Linked DNA regions of Homo sapiens: region 1 is linked to region 2. A link is an interaction called in ENCODE POLR2A ChIA-PET data of the cell type or tissue named here. Cell type or tissue: Caco-2. All regions are shown on one strand. Links, peaks and the distances in the headings refer to the core of each region. The heading gives the core; the rest is flanking DNA. Region 1 holds the start of RGL2 (ral guanine nucleotide dissociation stimulator like 2). Region 2 overlaps COL11A2 (collagen type XI alpha 2 chain).

Region 1 (9,658 bases), core at 837-8,836, 130 kb after region 2:
CCTCGGGGCCTTCTTGGAGTGTGGCTCCAGAGGAGACTGCAGCTTCACCTCCTGGTGGTGACAAAATAAAAGAGACATGGGGGAGCAGTAGGGAACAAGGAGAGGTGGGAATGCCACAAACCAGGCTCTCACCTGCACGAGCAGCTCCCGACTCTGGGAATAATTATCCTCCTCGGAGAAAATCTGGCAGAGGCTGGAAAAGACTCTGAGGCTGTCCCTGGGGAAGGGAGAAAAGTGGCCCTGAGGACAGGCCTGGCTCTGTCACCCCCTCTTCCCCGCCTTCTGAGGAACCCCCACCCCAGTCCAATGCCTCAGCCTCCGCACCTGGTTGCTTCCCCCCAGGCTGCCCGAAGCCTGTGGATGGGGCTGGACTGCAGGGCTGACACCACGGCATAAACTGAAGAGAAGTTTCGGAGCAGCCGGCACTCCTGTGGGGGTCAAAGAAGAGAGCTAAGGCTATGGGAGGCCTCTCCATTCCATGGCCACAAACCGTAGGGCAATCTTCTCTCTCACCTCTGCCACGCGGATCCACTTCTCCAGGAGCCGGGCCCTCTGTGGGGGACGGAGTGGCCGTATGGTCACCTCCCCAGGTCCCTCTCCAGTGGAAGTAGCCCCCAGGACAGAACTAACCACTGCCCCTGCCACCTTGTTAAACTGTGTGACAGTAGCTCGGACAGATGGGCAGAGGTGAGAATGTCCTGGCCGGTCTCTGTGACCCCACAGGCCTCCCAGGCACTGAGAGGGGATCAAATTGAGAAAAAGTTCCTGCAGGGTAGAGGTCAGAGGTTAAAGTTCATAGTCAAGTGAGGTCAGCCTTCCAATATCAGGGATCTGAGGATCTCAGGTGGCCAAGGAACCAGAGGGGCACAGGGTTTGAAGGGTAACGACCAAAGGGAAAAGGGGAGAATCAAAATGGTAGGTGGAGGAGGCTAGGAGCTGGATCAGGAAGGGGTGGAAGCAAGGAAAGGATCTGGAGTCAAGGAGAGGTTAGTAAGGGGTCAGGGGGCATAGGGGCCAGAGGTCAGGGTCTCACCGCATCTAGCAGGGTCAGCTGTTCGGCCAAGTGGTCAGCGAGGAACACCAGGACATCCGTGGGGTCAGCAGGGGGATCGCCGGGGAGGGCCAGGGGCTTAGGAAGGTCGGGGGCCTGGGGGTCCACCCGGGACCGGAGATTGCGGATGAGGTCAGCGCTGCCCCCCCCAACACCCTTCCCTGCTGCATACCCTGTCTGAAGTAAGAAGCTCTCAAGCCGGTCAAGCTGACCCTTGGCCTCAGAGCCAAAATCCTCAGGGTGAGAGGCCAGCCAGGTTGACAGTACAGAGATGGCTACCCTGGGAGAAGGGAATCAGCCAAGGGTGAGAGGTAAAGCTGCAGCCTGGGCAGAGGGGACTGTGAGATTAAGAACCAGGGGTCACTCACTCTGTTGTCCTCTCTAGTTCGTCGGTAGGATGAGATTCAAGGGCTTCCAGCCTGAGGGGGAGAAGAGGATCTATCTGTCCATTTTTCCCAAACCCTCAGTGGCTTTGACTATTTTGGTGGGATGTTGCGGCTTTAGGAAATCCGGGCAGATACTCCACTACCCTGCGTCCCTTATGACTCTGACCTGTCAGCCATAAGCCCTAGCAAGGCAGGCGTGGAGGTGAAGGCCCGGTGGGTAGCCAGGAAGGCTGACATGAAGCTCACATCAGTCCCTGATGTCCGGGTATCCAGTAGGTGTCTGACCAGGGCCTCCAGAGTGCCAGCTCGGAGCCGTCGGGAGGAACGTGGGGGAGGCATAGGGACCTGGAGAACACAGAGAGATGATCGCTAACCCTTTCTCCCACTCTGCACCTAGATTTCTGAGGACAATCCCAGACCCAGGAGATGTTCCAGACTCATTTTTCTGATATTCAGAGAGGGCAAGAGTCTTGGCCTATGTCACACAGCAGAGTCCAGGACTCCAGAACTCCAACCTAGCACTCTGGCCAGAAAGTCAGCCAGAGGAAGGAAAACTGGGAATGAAGAGTCAGAGGTGAGAAGCTAAAGTCATGATCTCACCAAGGGATCAAGAGGTCGATATTGGCGGCTTGTGACGGTAAACACGGCACCATCCTCCTCCTCATCCCAGACGGACACAGGGGCCTGGAGGAGCAAGGAAGGGGAAGTCAGACAGTTCCACACCACCCCCCATTGCCCTCAGCCTTCACCCCAGGCCCTGCTCCTCCCTCTGTACCCCTCACCTGTGGTGGCAGGGCATAGTACCAGCGAGTGCGAGGAAGGGTTGGGGGAGCTGGTGACCCCAGGTCTCCCCCACTGGGGCCCAGACAGCCCCACCCCAGCCGCCTCAGGGCCCCGGTGGAGTCGAAGGGGCTGCAGTGGAGGCGTGGATGGAGTACAGGAATTCTGATCCTGGAGACCCCCAAAGCCCCTTCTCCCCAGAGCTGAACCCACACACGACAGAGAAGCAGGGTACAAAGGGCAGGAGAGGGAAGCGAGAGGCAGCAAGCCAGAGGCAGCGACTAGGGGTAGCTGAAACCTCAGTCCAGGCACTGCCGCATGCCCCGCCCCTCCCGGCCAAGGACTATACCAGCCCAGAGAATTAGTCTTTTTCAGGACCCCTTTCACCCTGGTCCCTCGGGTAGCGCCTCCACTATCTCAGCCCTAAGGGACCCCCGAAGGTAGCAGCTCCAATCCCAGTACAGGAAGGAAAAGGGGAAGTGGGATGATAGGGGGTTGGGGGCGGTAGACTCAGAGAGTCACGTGGCCCCAGCCCCTCCCCCGACCGATCCCGAAAAACCAGCCCTGCCAGTCAACCTGCCCTCACCTAGGATCTGGACCTAGGAGTTTAGGGCCTCGGGGCCCCAAATCCAAATTCTGGCCCCTCCTGAGGCCCGAAATCCTGCTCCTGGCCACCACCATTAATCCCTAATGAAAACAGATGACCACTCTCTACCCACCCTAGGATCTTTCCTCCAGGTCCCAGAACCGTGGCTTCCCGGCCTCTACCCAGGACCGGGGCGGGGCGGGGGGGCGGGGGGAAGGGGGAGAGAGGGAAGGAGGGGTCACGAAATCTGAGGGTTCCCTCCCCAATCCCAGAGTCAGAGGAGCTGGTTACTGTGGAAACAAACCCCTCCCCGCCAAACAAAAACAAGGAGGGAGACAGGGACCAAGACACGACTGCTCAGAGAGGTAGGCACACTCAGGCAGGCAGAGGTGGAGGGCCAAAGACCCGCAGGGACAGGACAGCCAGCCAGAAGTTCCAGGCAGGAACAGGGCAGGTTCCTGCGGGCAGGTCCTGAGTCACACTGACAGAGAACCACGGAGACGCCAGGACTCCCCGCAGCAGAGAAACGGGCCGACACCCAGGGAGGCGCGAGAATAACTGAGGCAAGGAGGAGGAGATGTAGGGACCCAGAGACAAGAGAAAAGTGGAGACTTCAGAAATACATACGCCCCCTACCTCCCACCACCCGCGTCTCACCTCTTCTTCTTCCTCCTCCTCTTCCTCCTGCCCCCCGCCCACGACCAGGCCACCTGGGCCCCCACCCTCTTCGGGGTCCCGGCTTCGGAAGCTGCTCAGTACGACTCCCCCGGGGGGGCTCGTGTCCAAAAGCAGCCGCAGGGGCCGCGGGAGCATGGCCGAGTGAAGGAATCAGCGGGGTCGGGCCATGGGGGCGCCTGGGGAGAGACGGGGTGGGGTGGGGGTGGAGAGTCAGGCAGGCGCGGGGGAACCGGGCAGGGAAGGGACGTGGGTGGGTGTCAAGAAGACCGGAAGGGAGTTCTGCAGGAAGGTTGGGGGAGGGGGCAACAGAAGGGTGGAATAGGGGGGCCCTTGGTGCTGTTGGGGAAGGAGGAGGTCACGAGTACGGGGACGCGCAGGGTGCTCAGGCTCTGACCTGCTCGGGAGGGGTGGGGGCAGCGTGGGTCCTGAGCCGCTGTTGCCGTCGGTCTCCGGCCCCGGACCGAGTCCCCTCCCCGGCTTTTCCGTACCCCCTTGAACCCCCCCGCCGGGCTCCTGGGCCCTCCCGCCCTTTCCGCTCCCCCCCGCGTCCGCCCGCTCCGAGAGCAGGAGCCAAAAGGGGAAGGAAGTGAGGACAGGAGCCAGGGCCGCGGACTAGGGGAGCGCTGGACGCTCAGGGACCAGGACCCAGGCGCCCGAGTCCCCAGCTCCACTGTCCTCCGCCTCTACACTCGGGGATTCTGGAGACCACGTCGACCCGCAATGAACTGGAATAAAGATTCCAGTCTCCAGCCCCTGGGGGAAGGCAGGAGCAGAATTTGACATTCCCTTCCCCAACAATAACACGGCTAAAACTCCCGCGGGAAGCGTTTCAGGCGGAGAGAGAGCCGGTCACTCCATCCCCACGGGATTACCCTCCCTACCACAACCCACGAATGTAGCTGACCGAAATCCCGGCCGGGTTTTCCGAAGGGCCCTCGATTCCCGCCCCCTCGGCAGGGGGCGGGGCAGGAAGCAGCCACATCCGGTTCCAGATTCGGCTCTCAGAGGCTTCCGGCGCCGAGACCGAGATCCCCGTCGGCTCGGTGTATCCTCGCTGGTGGAGTACCCTCTGCTTGAGCGCATCTCATGCGCCAGTAGTGGCGCCCGCCCCGAACGGTGTCGACGGGGCGTTCTCTGAGCGGTTCAGGGTCACTGGAAGGGACCAGAGGTGATTGGAATATTCATTGAGCTTGGAAAGGGGTTGGAATGAGAGAACCGTTTGGAAGCACTGGAATACAGCTTTATTCCTACACGATTAGACCCGTTACCCCGTGGGTCTGGCCGACCGTCCTGACTCGGAGATCCCTGAGCTGCGCCGCCGCTTCCTTCGTCAACATCCAGCAGCTACTTGATGAGCGCCCTCCAGTGGGCCTTAGGTCCCTATGCCGGCGCGGGGTTACAGCAGTGGACAGACAGGCCAGTCCCTGTCCTCGAGGAGCCCATGATCCGCGGGGAGACAGGCATTTAACGACGACTCACACGATCACTTAAATACAACTGTGGTGAACCGCACAAGAGGGACGCGCGGCGGTCTGCGGGGAATGACGAGGCCGACCTCGTCTGCGACCCAGGGAGGGCAAGGGTGGACCAGGCAAAGGGAACAGAGGACTGGGACCTGGAGGTGGGCGGGAGGCGTTTGGTTCATTGGAGGAAAGGAATAGCCCTGTGTGTGATGAGCATTGAGAGGAGGTCTGGCGAGCACCATCTAGGGCTGAAGAACTAGGCAGTGGCTCCAGCGCGGGGCGGTGGGGGGGACAAGTGAGCCAGGGCAAGAAGAATGGATTTGGCCCTAGAGTACGGGTTCTCCAAATGTAACCTCGGCCCTACAGATCTCTGAGACTATGTCAGGGGGTTTGTGAGATTTTATAACAAAATTAAGATGTTAGTACAATATCGTGTTTCGCCGCCGGGCGCGGTGGCTCACGCCTGTAATCCCAGCACTTTGGGAGGCCGAGGCGGGCAGATCACAAGGTCAGGAGATCGAGACCATCCTGGCTAACACGGTGAAACCCCGTCTCTACTAAAAACACAAAAAGTTAGCCGGGCGTGGTGGCGGGCCCCTGTAGTCCCAGCTACTCGGGAAGCTGAGGCAGGAGAATGGCGTGAACCCGGGAGGCGGAGCGTGCCGTGAGCCGAGATCGTGCCACTGCACTCCAGCCTGGGCAACAGAGCGAGACTCTGTCTCAGAAAAAAAGAAAGATTATTTGCAGCCGGGCGCGGTGGCTCACGCGGGTAATCCCAATACTTTGGGAGGCCGAGGCGGGCGGATCACCAGGTTAGGAGATCGAGACCATCCTGGCTAACACGGTGAAACCCCGTCTCTACTAAAAAATACAAAATATTAGCCAGGCATGGTGGAGGACGCCTGTAGTCCGAGCTACTTGGGAGGCTGAGGCAGGAGAATGGCGTGAACCCGAGAGGCGGAGCTTGCAGTGAGCCGAGATCGCGCCACTGCACTCCAGCCTGGGCGACAGAGCGAGACTCCGTCTCAAAAAAAAAAAAAAAAAAGTTTTTTGCCTTCTTCATTCTATAAGTGTACAGTGGAGTTTTTCAGAAGCTACATGATATGTATTGACACCATGGTTCCCACGATGAATAGAATGTGTGCCTATGTATTCTCGTGTTTTAAATTTTTCTCACTTTTAAGTTCTAGTACCATAAATATTGATAGCTATAACCCACATACCCAAAAGCTTTTTGGGGTCCTTGATGATTTTTAAGAGGTCCTGAGAGAAAAAAATTTTGAGAACCACTGTCCTAGAGCTCCAAGAAGGTGAATGCCATAAGATGTGTGTTTTTTAAAAAAGCATTTCTCGGGCCTGGTGTGGTGGCTCACGCCTGTAATCCCAGCACTTTGGGAGGCTGAGGTGGGCAGATCACCTGAGGTCAGGAATTCAAGACCAGCCTGGCCAACATGGTGAAACCCCGTCTCTACTAAAAATACAAAAATTCACTGGGTGTGGTGGCATGTGCCTGTAATCCCAGCTACTCCGGAGGCTGAAGCCACAGAATTGCTTGAACCCAGGAGGCGGAGGTTGCAGTAAGCCAAGATCATGCCACTGCACTGCAGCCTGGGCGGAAGAGTGAGACTCCGTCTCAAAAAAAAAAAAAAAAGAAAAATTATCCCTTATATAAGTGAAAGAAAAAAAAAAAAGCATTCCAGCCACTCAGTGGAGAGAGATTGGAGGGATTAGGAGCAGATGATAGGGTATTATTTTAGGGAGCTACTACAGAAGCTTGGGCCAGAGATGATGGTGGCTTCCACAGGATGGCAGTGAGTGCCCTCACTCTGCTTTCTGGAAGAGAGGAAGGTGGTGAGGAATTCAGGATATTAAAAGGCAGTTGAGGTGTACATGGTCAGTTTAGAGACATATAAACTATCATGGGCACAGATGATGGGAGAAGGATGAGGCTAATATTTTCTGCCCTCCAGACACTGCTGAGTGCTGTATCTCCTGCATCTTCTTAAGGAGATACACTGTCTTCCTTAATCCTCCTAAAAGTCCTCTCAGGCTCCGCTGTCCAATATGACAGCCACCACCCACATTAGGCTATTGAGCATTTGATATGTGGCTAGTCCGAATTGAGATGTGCTGACTATTTAAAATAAACACCTGTGTTTGAATACTTAAGGTGAGAAAAGGGCTGCAATTTATTTTCTTTTCTTTCTTTTTTTTTTTTTTTTTTTGAGACAGGGTCTCACTTTGTCACCCAGGCTGGAGTACAGTGGGACAACCTTAGCTCATTGCAGCCTCACCCTCCCAGATTCAAGCGATCCTTCTGCCACAGCTCCCCAAGTAGCTGGGACTATAGCTGTGTGCCACCATGCCCAGCTAATTTGTTTTGTTTTGTTTTGTTTTGTTTTTTGAGACAGAGCCTCACTCTGTTGCCCAGGCTGGAGTGCAGTGGTGCGATCTCGGCTCACTGCAACCTCCACCTCCCAGGTTCAAGCAATTCTCCTGCCTCAGCCTCCTGAGTAGCTGAGATTACAGGTGTGCACCACCATGCCCGGCTAATTTTTCTGTATTTTTAGTAGAGACGGGGTTTCACCATGTTGGCCAGGCTGGTCTTGAACTCCTGACCTCAGGTGATCCGCCCTCCTCAGCCTCCCAAAGTGCTAGGATTACAGGCGTGAACCAACGCACCTGGCCAAGACTGTAATTTCTTTTTCTTTTTTTTTTGTTGTTGAGACGAAGTTTTCCTTTTGTCACCCAGGCTGGAGTGCAATGGTGTGATCTCAGCTCACTGCAACCTCTGCCTCCCAGGTTCAAGCGATTCTCCTGCCCCAGTCTCCCGAGTAGCTGGGATTACAGGTGCCGTCACATCTGGCTAATTTTTTGTATTTTTAGTAGAGATGGGGTTTCATCATGTTGGCTAAGCTGGTCTTGAACTCCTGACCTCAGGTGATCCTCCCGCCTCGGCCTCCCAAAGTGCAGGGATTACAGGCATGAGCCATCGCACCCGGCCTGTAATTTCTTATATTGTTTACATGTTGCAATAATATTTTGGATGTACAGGTTGAGCATCGCCGATCCAAAACTCTAAAATCTGAAATGTTCCAAAACCTGAAATTTTTTTAGTGCCAACATGATGCCACAAGTGGAAAATCCCACAGCTGCCCTCATGTGATGGGTCACATATATTATTAAAAATATTGTGGTCGGGTGCAGCGGTTCACACCTGTAATCCCAACGCTTTGGGAGGCCAAGGCAGCGGGCGGATCACCTGAGGTCGGGAGTTCGAGACCAGCCTGACCAACATGGTGAAACCCCGTCTCTACTAAAAATACAAAAATTAGCCAGGCGTGGTGGTGGGTGCCTGTAATCCCAACTACTCGGGAGGCTAAGGCAGGAGAATCGCTTGAACCTGGGAGGTGGAGGTTGCAGTGAGCCGAGATCGCACCATTGCACCCCAGCCTGGGCGACAGAGACTCTGTCTCAAAAAAAAAGAGAAGGAAAAAAATCTTCAGGCCATGTGTATAAGGTGTATAGGAAACATAAATGATTTCTGTGTTTAGATTTGGGTCTGATCCCAAAGATATTAAATATATGCAAATATTCCAAAGTCTGAAAAAATCCAACATCCAAAAACACTTCTGACCCAAGCATTTCAGATAAGGGACCAGAATTATTAGATTAAATAAGGTATATTATTAAGTTAATTTTACCTGTTTCTGCTTATTTTTTTAATGTGAGTACTAGAGTATTTAAATTTACATATGTGGCTTGCATTATCTTTCTATTGGACAGCACTGCCTAAGTAACTTTTTAAAATCCCTACACCCAAGGAAACATATAGATTAAGTAGCATGCTCAAAGAGTCCTACAGTTAGGATATAGTGCCAGGTTTTAACCCAGATCAGTGTGAATTCCAAGCCTAGGTTCTGCCTACCACACCAGCAGCCTCCCTCCATGGGTTTTGAGATAGGATGAGGAGATAAAGTGACAAGGGAAAGATACAGAGAGGTGGAGCACTGTACCTTCTTTGAATCCTTGCAGGTGGACAGGTAGACAGCTGTGGGGAAAGATTGAGAAGGGATGGGATGCTGGAGTGGTAGAGGTGGAGGGCAGAGGGATGGGTGTCAGGCTCTTGGGAGTAGGTGGGGAAAGTCCACCAACCTCAGGTCATGGTCAGGGTAGGGCTGACACTTACCAGCCCAGCCCAGTGCCTTGAAGAGCCCAAGCAGAAGAAAGGCAGACAGGAAAAGGCCTACGCTGTCCTCAAGGGAGGGCCCTGAAAGACCTGGCAGGCAGAAGGGGTGAGAGTGAGCTCCTGTCTTCCTGGGTGCTGGCTCAGATTCCGCAGAGCTCCCAGCTCTTACCTGCTACCTCCAGGGTGACCTCAGCGCTGCGCCCCGAGGCAGGCAGGCTGGGATGGTGAATTCGACAGGCATAGCGTGCCCCATGCTGCTCAGTGGTGACTGGGGGCGGCTGCAAGTGCCCAGAGAGGCTGACAGAGCCATCGGAATGGTGGCGCAGGGCCGAGAGCCACCTCTGCCCCTCGGCCTTCTGAGAGCGGCCCCCTGGGCCACCCCGGAGTTCCCACTCCACCTCCAGGCCCCCAGAAGGGTAGAAGTGGGACACAAGGCAGAGCAATTCCGGGGGTGCCTCCCCTGGGGCGGCCCGTGCAAGGGTTGCTGGCATCAGGGACACTTTGGGGGGTTCTGGGGAAAGAGGA
Region 2 (9,658 bases), core at 1,111-9,110:
GGTCAGGAGGAGCATCCCCACACTGCACCCCTCCCATGGCCCCTCACTCCCACCCCAGCCCAGCCCTTCCCTGCAGTGACTCACCACTGAGCCTGGGAGCCCCCTCAGACCATCAGGGCCAGGTTTCCCTGCTGGGCCTGCAGGACCCACCGGGCCTGTCTTCCCCGGGGCACCTATAGCGCCAGGATCTCCCTGAAACACACACAAGGAATGTGTCCTGAATGGCAGAGGAGTGGGGTGTGGGCAGGGGGCAGAGGGTCCAAGGTGGGAGGCAGGAGGCAGGGAGGAAGGGCCAAACTCTAGGAGCCCCTAGCGCAGGAACAAGTACAGGGAACGCCTGTCCCCATAAGGGCCCAACATGGGAGAGGTGGAGATGGGGTGGGCATCTGGAGACGGAGGCATCTGAGGGGTGGGAGGCGGAGGGGATGCTCCAGCACTAGGGCAGCCTGTCCCTCACCTTGGCTCCCTTCCCTCCTTGTCGCCCCTCGGAACCAGGCGAGCCAGCAGGACCCTGCAGGTGGAGTGGGAAGGAAGAGCACATGAGGCCGTGGGCAGCCAGGCTCAACTCTTCCCCCTTCCTGTCCTAGACACACACATACACATGCACACACACACGTGCATACACAGGGACACGCGCCGAGGGCCGATTCACAGATGTGCAGAACAGATACAGCTGTGACAGTTGTGAAAATACTGGGTAGTCTGTACATTTGGTGAAGGGCCACTTGCCCACACCCTACCTGGTGGCCCGTCTCCTGCCCCAGAAACTAAAAAGGTTCACCCCTGGCCCACAGAAAAGCTGGCCAGCCCCTCCTCCAGTTTCCATTCTGCTTTGTCAGTAACCACCACTACCCCTGGTGAAAACATACACACCAGAACCCAGGAACAAACATGCCCGAGATACCGCACACCCATCAACCCACCAGCTCCTGCACACACACTCGCCCAGTGCAATGAGATACCGCATACCCTTAAACCCACCAGCTCCTGCACACACACCCTGCCCCGGGCAATGAGATACCACACGCCCTTAAACCCACCAGCTCCTGCACACACACACACCCAGGGCAATGCAGACACCAGGCACCTCCCCACCCATCCCACCTGCCATTGCCCAGCCTCCACCCACACAGCCCAGGGACTGCCTCCCAAGGTCTCAGGGGTCCACCTCACTTACTCGCTTTCCAAGTGGCCCTGGGGGTCCATTCTCCCCGGTGGGACCAGGGGATCCCTAGGGAGAGAGGAATTGGGGTGGCTGAGTGTTTATCCTCCAGCCAAGGGACCCCTCAGGAGTGGGGCACAGAAGAGGGGTAAAGAGGATGAGGCTTGGGCTCAGGGGGGTGGTGGGGTCACCAGGCACTCACAGGCTGTCCTGGCTCACCATCCTCGCCTCGGTCACCCTTAGCACCATCCTGGCCCTGCAGAAGTGAAGCAAGGTCAGAGGTGGGCCCCCAACCTGGCTGGCATCACCTCCAAAACTGTCAATACCCCATCCCCTTGCCCACCCTGCCATACCCCCGGCTTCCCAATACCCAAGCCCAGCGGCCACACAGAGGACCCCCCCATAGAAGCCCCACCCTTTTTGCCCCTTCCCTTCTCTGAGTAAGACTCACCCGAGGGCCACCTTCTCCAGGGGGGCCAGGGTCACCAGGAAAACCAACAGGACCCTGATCCAGATGGAGAATAAGAGTCAGGGTCACAGCTCCCTAAGCCCACCCAGCACAGACGCCCACAGGCACACGCCACTGCCTCTCTAGAGGCAGTGCCCACCAGTACCCCCCAGGAAGAGGTCTCCTGCACCCCTTTCCCTACCACGTGCACTGCGTGTTGTCTAATTCCTCAAGGTATTAACTGCAGGGCATCTCTCACTTTCTCTCCGGATCCTAGACCCCAGGCATCCCTCTGGATGCCCCATTCCCAGAGCATCCCCCAAACTCCCGGGCTCCCCACACTCCAAGATCCTCCCTCACACACACCCATATTCCCAGGTCTGTCATTCACAGGGCCTGAGAGGACTCAGCCCCCACTGCCCCAAACTCACAGGGTTCCCTTTGGGGCCATCATCGCCTGTGGGGCCTTTAGGCCCTGGTGGCCCTGGCTCTCCTGGCTGCCCCGACTCTCCTTTCTCTCCACGTTCCCCGCGTGGACCCTGCAGAACAAGCGGAGGACACAGATGGCCCAGGGAATCTTGAAGATCAGGGATGCAGCCTCTGCTTCCGAGACACCTTCAGCCATCCCCTACTCCCCTCAGTGACAATGGGACATACACAGAAAGTCAAGCCTACAAGGGGAGTTCCCTAGTCCCCTTCCCTTCAAGAAAGGGGAAGAAGGGCTCACTCAGACCAGGGATCAGGCCTCATAGAGGATGGCAGGGAGCAGAGACTCTTGCTGCAGAGGAGTTCCAGCTCAAGGAGGTCACAGGAAAAGTGGAGGCAGGGTTGAGGCGGGTGACGGGGACTGGGGAGTAAGGCCTTGGAGCTGTCACTCACCTTGACACCTGGCTCGCCCTGGATCCCTGGAGATCCTGACTCTCCTGGTTCCCCCTGCAAAGAGATTAGAGTCAAAAACCTCCTCTCCTTCCCCAGCCAAAAAATTCTGATATTCCCCACATCTCATTCTCTTTTGTCTCCCCACCCAAAATTGGCAGAAATCCAACTCCCATCCCCCACTTCCATGACTGGTCCACTCACCCCCTTCCCAGTTACCTTCTCTCCAGGGGGACCCAGGTTCCCAACACCTCCTGGGGGACCTTGTGGGCCCTGGAAGAGGAACAGAAATAGGTGTCATTGCTTAGGATGGAGGTGCCATTTCAGGGGCAAAGTCCCAGATGAGCAGCCCAAGGTTACAGCAGTGAGGCAGTGGAGGCCTCCCGGGAGTAAGGGCTTCTCTTGGCCCCTGAGACGATACTAGAGTTTATGGTCTGGGAAAGGGAGGCAGAAGACCAGACACATTGGTCTCAAGGGACAGGGGCTGAGATGACTCACATCAGCGCCATTGGGTCCAGCTGGACCTCGAGGTCCTGGGGGGCCAGGTGGTCCCTGGGGGAAACAGATACACCACAGATGAGGAAGGGAAGTGAGATGGCTGAGCATGAATGGTGGAGAGAGGAGGAGGAGCAGCCAGGCCAGGGAGTTGGCAGTGGGGTGTGGGGTGGGGGCTGGCCAGGGAGGGGGGTGACTAGTATGGTGGCTAGGGTCAGTAGGGGTCACACTCACCATAGGACCCACATCTCCTGTTTCTCCCTTCTCCCCAGAGGGGCCTGGCAAACCCTGTGCAAGTATACAAAACATGGGCCCAGGTGACGACCCCACCCAAAGCACAGCCCTAGGCAGATAGGCCCCACAGTCCCCTCCCCTCAGACTCCGCAGGCCCTCCAGTCTGCATCGGCAGGCTGCTGGCAGAGTCTGGGGCAAAACATCACCCCATCCTGACCCCACCTCTCAGCCCCTGTCCTATCCCCCAACACACCTGTAGGCCAATGGGTCCTGGGGGCCCATTGAATCCTCTTGTTCCTTCATCACCTTTGGCTCCAAAGTGTCCCTGGGGTCCCCGAGCTCCGGGCTCCCCATCTGCTCCCTGCAGGGTTGAGGGAAAGCAGAGACAAGGACACAGGGATGGGTCATGGGTCAGGTGTTCTCTATCCACAAATACCACACACAGCTGGGTGCCAGGCCCAGAGCCCCTGCTCCCACTCCCAGCCACAAGGGCAGAGGGGAGCTGAGGGAGGACCAGAGGCTGCTGGGCCTTCGGTGGGGGTGGAGGGGTCACTCACCGCTGCTCCAGGCTGCCCCACAGGACCAATGGGTCCAGGGGGTCCAGGAGGGCCCTGGGTAAGAGAAGAGAGTCAGAGACACCAAAACAGGGAGAGAGATCAGGTGGGACTGAGGTTAAAGGCCAGGAGGTCAGAAGTCAAGGTCATGGACACTTACATGTTCACCCTTGTTCCCTTTGGTGCCCTTCTGTCCGGGGTCCCCCACCTCACCCTGGGAGGAGAAGGCAGACAAGATATTAGAGAAAGGTGATGGGTAGAGTGGGAAGGATGACATGACAGGGGCCAGGGGTCATGCCCAGGTCAGCCATCTCATCTGGAAAGAAGATTGGTCGGGGTCTGTGGGGTCCCCTCACCTTGTCTCCATCCTCTCCAGCCACACCTGGAGGCCCAGCAGGACCAGGAAGCCCCACAGGACCCTGCACTCCATCTCGGCCAGTCGGGCCAATGGGGCCCTTCTCACCCTGTGGGACAGGAGGAAGGAGTCATGGCCTGGAGGTGACCCTCACCCTCAAACACCCCACAGGAAACTTGTCATAGCCCATCAACCCTAGGCTCACAGACCCCTCCCCAGTACCCCTCCCCAATACCCCCACACTCACTGGGACACCTTTCTCTCCTGCTGCTCCAGGGGGACCCTGCGGGCCTGGGCGCCCTGGCGGACCAATGGGTCCCCCTGATCCTGCTGCACCTCGTTCCCCAGGGGAGCCCTGAGAAAGCAGATGGTCAGACCCCCAGGAAGGAGACACCAGCCCGCCCATACCAGAGAACCTCAGACCACAATTCCCAAAAGCTCCCAAAATCAGATGCATTCTGGCTGTCCCTGGACAGCCTCTGCCCAGCCCCACAGCCCCTGGTGGTATCAGAATGCCACTCCCACCCTTCCTCACCCACCCCTTTCCCGGGTCCTTCCTACCACTTCCGGAACCCCAGACTCACTGCAGGGCCAGGGGGGCCAGACGGACCTTCATTCCCCTTCAAACCAGGTCCACCCTATGAACCAGACATTTGGGGAAGATGAGACTTCACGAAAAGAGAAGGGTGAGAGCTGGAGAGGGAAGACAGGCTCCAAAAGATGGAAGTGGGGAGTGACATGGAGGGGGTCAGGGACAGGGTCGGGGTGGGGACTCAGGATGCTTGGTGCTTGTGACAGGCAGGGGTCTGGGAGTCACACTCACAGCAGTGCCTGGGAGGCCTCTCTCTCCTGGGAATCCCCTCAGACCAGCAGGACCATCCTTCCCTGGGGCCCCAGGGGGACCAGGGTCACCCTAAAAGGAAAGGAGAGGTGATGAGCCACAGCCATGCTCCCAAATTAAACAGAGAGCTCTCCAGCCCCCCCTCAAATCTCCAACTACCTGTTCCTTTCAGCACCCCAATCCCCAGCTCCCCCACTTCCCCTCTGCCTGGCCCCTCACTGACCTTTGTTCCTTCTTTTCCAGCTGTCCCAGGTAGTCCCTGCTCTCCAGGGGGCCCCGGGGGGCCTGGGTGACCTCTCTCCCCCATAGGGCCGGTTTCTCCTGCTGCTCCCTAGACAAAAGCAGAGAGAGTTCCTGCTCTCAGGCCCTTCATCTCGCTGTCTGCCAGAAGAGCCCACCCTGGCCACCCTAAAACACTCCTTCAGAACCCCTTTATCCCTGCCCCAAAGCTCCTGGGAAATTCCCCGGCATTCCTGGGCCACTGCTGGGTTTTCTCCTGCCCCATGTGGAGTAACTACACCACCTTGTGTCTCTGTTGGGGAACTGCCTCTCCTGGGGGACAAGACGATGAGAATGCGCCCCAAAACAGACTGAAGTTCAGGACCCCTGCCTGAAATCCCAGCCCCCACCATTGACCCCAGCCCCAGGAGTCTGGGTCAGGTGGACCGGGGCAGGGGCGTGTGACCGAGAGAAGAGGGGCAGACAGACTAATGCTAGGGTCAGGGGTCCATTCTCTCCTAGGGACAAACCTACCTGAGGTCCCACCACTCCTGGAGGACCAGGGGGGCCGGTCTTCCCTTGGAAACCCTAGGCGAGGAAGAGAGGAGAATGCAGTGAAAGCAGGTGTGGGCGCTGTGGGGCAGATTCCCAGGAGGAAGGATCCCAGGCAGGATCACACCAAGCCCTGGGCCCTGGGTCTGAGCAGCACCAGGGCAGGCTCCACTCTGCCAGGAGAACGTCCCTGTGGGCTTTCCAGACAGCTCTGGGGTTAAAGGGTCTGATGGAGCCCCCTGAGAATGGGTAGCCAGGAGCATCACTCACCACTTCTCCTCTTTGGCCTGGGTGTCCCGGCAGCCCATCCTTCCCAGGGGGGCCCTGGAAGGGGTTCAGTTGTCAGGTGAACTCTCAGCTGGAAAGCAGGTAGGGAAGAAGGACTCAGAGAAGCGAGGTGGGTCAGAGCTCGGGGTCAACTTACCGGGGGTCCTTTCGGTCCAGGAAACCCGTTGGGACCCTGAGGTCCAGGGAGGCCCTAGAGACAGAGGTGGGGGGAGTCAGGAGAATGGGGGCAGGGGCTGAGTGGGGGAACTCAGCTTCCTTCCTGGGGTGAGGAGGGAGCTGGCTCACCCAGGCTCCCTGGGGACCTCAGGGGAAGGGGACTTTCGATCCACACTCACCCTCTCTCCAGGGGGCCCATGGGGGCCATCACCACCAGATGTTCCCTGTGGGGGGAAACAGAGTCAAGGAGTGGGAAGAGCTGCTTTCCAGCTGTCCCCGAGGTCAGGATGTTGAGGGAGAGCTGGGGCTGAGTGGGCAGGGGGCAGTTGGAGCCTTGTAGAGACCATTCACCTTAGCTCCAGACTTCCCAGTGGCACCTCGGGGTCCCCGCTGACCCCGTGGACCCTACAGAGGGAAGAGGAGTTGTCAGAGAAACCCAAATGCCCCCCTCTGGACCTTGAGCCACCTGTTTCTCTCCCCTGCACTCACCGTGGGGCCCCGTTCTCCCCGAGGCCCTGACTTCCCCGACAGGCCCTGGTGGGAATGAAGCAGAGAGAACATTACCCAGGGTGAGACTCCCCACAGACCCCCTCTACACCTCTCCAGCCCTTCCCTTCTCACGCCCTCCCACCCCCCAGCTTACCCGGGCTCCCTTCTCTCCACTGGCACCAGGAAAGCCAGGAAATCCTAGGGACCCCTGGTGAGAACGGAGAAGGGGGGAAATTGAGAAGTTATGAAAGGTAGGGTTCAGGAAGGGGCAAAGGGGGTCAGGAGAGGCCACAAAGGCAGTGGCCAGGGAGACCCGAGCTCTGCCAAGAACTAAGTGGCCTTGGACAAACCCCTGCTGCTCTCTGGGCCTCTTTCGGTCATCTGTAAAATGGGGGTCAGCTAAATTCCCTCTGGGGTCCCCCACTGCCCTGCATCTGTGCTTTCTGGAATCAGGGATCAGGGAAGCGAAGAGGAGGAGGGAAGAGGAGGAGGGGCACGTATGGGGCATGGCATCACCTTGGGTCCCTGACGTCCAGGATAGCCAGGCAGACCAGGAACACCCAGCTTGCCCTGTGGAGGGACAGGAAGCAGTTAGGAGTGAGAGGAGGCCCAGATGCCACTCCACCCCTGGAGACCTCAACCCTCACATATAACAGCCAGCCCCCACCCAGCAACACACCCCACACACCCCAGCCTCTAGCCCCTCATTGCTTGCCCCACAGCTGCCTGACTTTTGTTGTCTCTCCTTCCCGTGAGTGGATTTTCCCCAATTCTAGTGCTGGGATCCCACCTCCCCTGCGCCTACAGAGGTATCAGGTCCTTCAGGGTCACTGTGATCTAGCTGCTTCCCACATGTCAACCTCAGCTCCATCTACCCCATGAGGGAGGTGGGATCTACCCCAGCACCCACTCCTGCTTCACCAAGACCAATCCCCCTGCAGGCCCTTTGCCCACCACACCCCGACTCCCGTGCATGCCCCCTTCCCCAGAGGCTCCAGGGCTCATCCTGCCCAGGCAGCTGCAGAGCAGGGCTTAGAAGCAGAGATTCTGAAGCCAGACTGCCTGGGCATAACCCCTGGCTCTGCCCTTCACTGGCCATGTAATCAACAAGCATCCCTGTGCCTCTGTAAAACCTCAGCAAAACAGTACGTCACATGCCTACCTCATAGGATAGATAGGACGCATCAGCACAGCACCTGGCACAGGGCAAGTGCTGGGGAGAGTCAGCTCTGGAGACCACAGACCTCACTGCTATTAGACTCTCTCATCTCAGAACTCCTGCTGCTTGGAGTCCGAACGCATGTTCACTCTGCCTTGAAGCAACAGCTACTCTCTAAGCTTCGTCTCCGTCCAACTCTTCGTGTCAGGGACTTTTCCCTGACTTCTTATATATCCCCTCTGCCCATCAGCAGCTGAGAGATGCCATTTACACAGACAGAAGTATGACTAATGCATGGCCATCTTCAACTGACTGGCTGACTTCAGCGGCGGGCACCCATGCCCATCCTGACCCCAGTGCCCACACCCCCAGAGGACCCAGGCACAGAACCCTCATCCCATCACCTTCTCGCCCATGAGCCCTGGGGGCCCAGGGTCTCCAGTCGGTCCAGTGCGTCCCTTTGGCCCCTCAGGACCATCCTCTCCCCTGGAACCAGGGACTCCAACTTCGCCCTGTGTGAGAGGGAAGGACAGGTGAGTGCTGGGGACTGGAGGTGGGCTCTGGGCCCAGAGGAGAAATGGGCAACAGTGAGGCTGAGGAGGGCTAGAGGGGTCCCAGGAGCCACTGCAGGACAGGAAGCCCACAGGGTAGGGATAGTGTAGTGATGGGAGGGCAGGCATGACACAGACCATGGGGCTATCATCCTGTAGGGGTCAGGCTCCCAAGGGAACACAGCACTGGAACTGTGGAGTCTGGAGACTCAGGAGAATAAACCGGTGCTTGGCGTCTCCAGAGTGGAGGCTCAGTAGAACACGGAATTGGGGCCAGTGTGGGGTCTCTACTCACCCTGTCACCTTTCACGCCTATGTCACCTTTGAACCCAGGAAAGCCATCCTCACCCTGAGAAAGATAGAGGTGAGAGGGCACCACAGATGACAGAGGGCTGGGGTTCTAATGGGAATTCTGAGAACATAGGTGGAAGCAGGGGCTCGGGAGCTGGACGGCAGTGCGGGGCAGGCTGGAGGGAAGGCAGTGAAGAGAGGAGATGGCAGGACTGAGGTGCTGGGAAGCTGGGGGCATGGTGCTCACCTTCTCACCCTTATGACCCTTCAGACCCCGAATTCCGTCCACACCCTAGAATTAGAGAGGGGATAGAAGTAGACTGATCAGGGGATGGAGGTGGGTTGGAAGGACCAAGCTCCTAAGACCCCATATAGCTCCCCTGACCACAGCCCTTTGTCTCCCAGCCTGGTGGTCAGTTACCTTGACCCCTCGAGGTCCTGGGTATCCTAGAGGTCCCTGAGGTCCAGAGGGACCCTGGAAGATAAAAGAGAGGCATTTATAAAGGGGCCTCAGAGTGTCACTGTGGGGGCCTCCAGGGGTGGAAGAAATGGAAGTAACAACATTGCTGTCTGGGTAGGGTTACGGGGCACAGGAATTGAGAATGTGGCAGAGCCATATGAATAATGAGACAAGGGAATCCCAAGGACTTTGAGGCTCTAGAGTCTGAGTGGAGACTCCCTCAGGGGATAAAGACATGGAAGATCTCACCTGGTTTCCTTTGGTTCCAGGGGGACCTTCCTTCCCTGGGTGACCCTGGGAGTAAGGGATAGAAAATGTGACCAGTGGCCCCTGTCACCCTCTCTGCACCCCTCCCTACACTTCTTCCAACCCAAATTTCCTGTGACCTAGTGAAGCCAACTGTCCATGGACAAGCACCACCAGTGACCTTTCAGTGCAAGGGTCACTAAAGGAGCTCTGAGGTCATGCACTGGGGTGGAAGGCCAAGGGGAACTGGATTCGGAAGTGGGGTCCCACTCACCGGGGGTC

Evidence for each region. Peaks named below come from ENCODE experiments on the same cell type or tissue, not always from the same donor. Only the 100,000 strongest peaks of a DNase experiment are listed, where the experiment ranks them.
Region 1: POLR2A ChIA-PET joins it to region 2 with 13 read pairs; 4 of 35 experiments call an interaction of 5 or more read pairs at or near these places.

The regions. Positions count from the first base shown.
Region 1 is chr6:33,294,995-33,304,652 of GRCh38, forward strand. RGL2 (ral guanine nucleotide dissociation stimulator like 2) reads right to left here and starts at 3,948. Exons shown (of 18, transcript NM_004761.5): 1 at 3,876-3,948; 2 at 3,461-3,657; 3 at 2,038-2,121; 4 at 1,604-1,782; 5 at 1,420-1,470; 6 at 1,034-1,331; 7 at 514-765; 8 at 325-428; 9 at 133-217; 10 at 1-51. The coding sequence starts at 3,616. It overlaps TAPBP (TAP binding protein), which reads right to left. Exons shown (of 8, transcript NM_003190.5): 5 at 9,303-9,644; 6 at 9,134-9,223; 7 at 8,961-8,995; 8 at 4,700-6,777. The coding sequence ends at 6,766. RefSeq lists enhancers at 2,299-2,826, 2,913-3,413, 5,116-5,623, 5,624-6,129 and a silencer at 4,181-4,359. In Caco-2, for the core only: a CTCF peak has its summit at 4,813 (motif pointing left); DNase peaks (open chromatin) are centred at 2,777, 3,107, 4,447, 4,857 and 1 weaker place; H3K4me3 peaks cover 3,578 bases.
Region 2 is chr6:33,167,342-33,176,999 of GRCh38, forward strand. COL11A2 (collagen type XI alpha 2 chain) reads right to left here. Exons shown (of 66, transcript NM_080680.3): 25 at 9,651-9,658; 26 at 9,380-9,424; 27 at 9,092-9,145; 28 at 8,918-8,962; 29 at 8,675-8,728; 30 at 8,233-8,340; 31 at 7,186-7,239; 32 at 6,824-6,877; 33 at 6,670-6,714; 34 at 6,532-6,585; 35 at 6,360-6,404; 36 at 6,161-6,214; 37 at 6,007-6,060; 38 at 5,719-5,772; 18 more. Among named protein-coding and RNA genes, the nearest start is that of COL11A2, 20 kb to the right of the region's middle. In Caco-2, for the core only: a CTCF peak has its summit at 5,509; no DNase peak of the experiment used is centred there.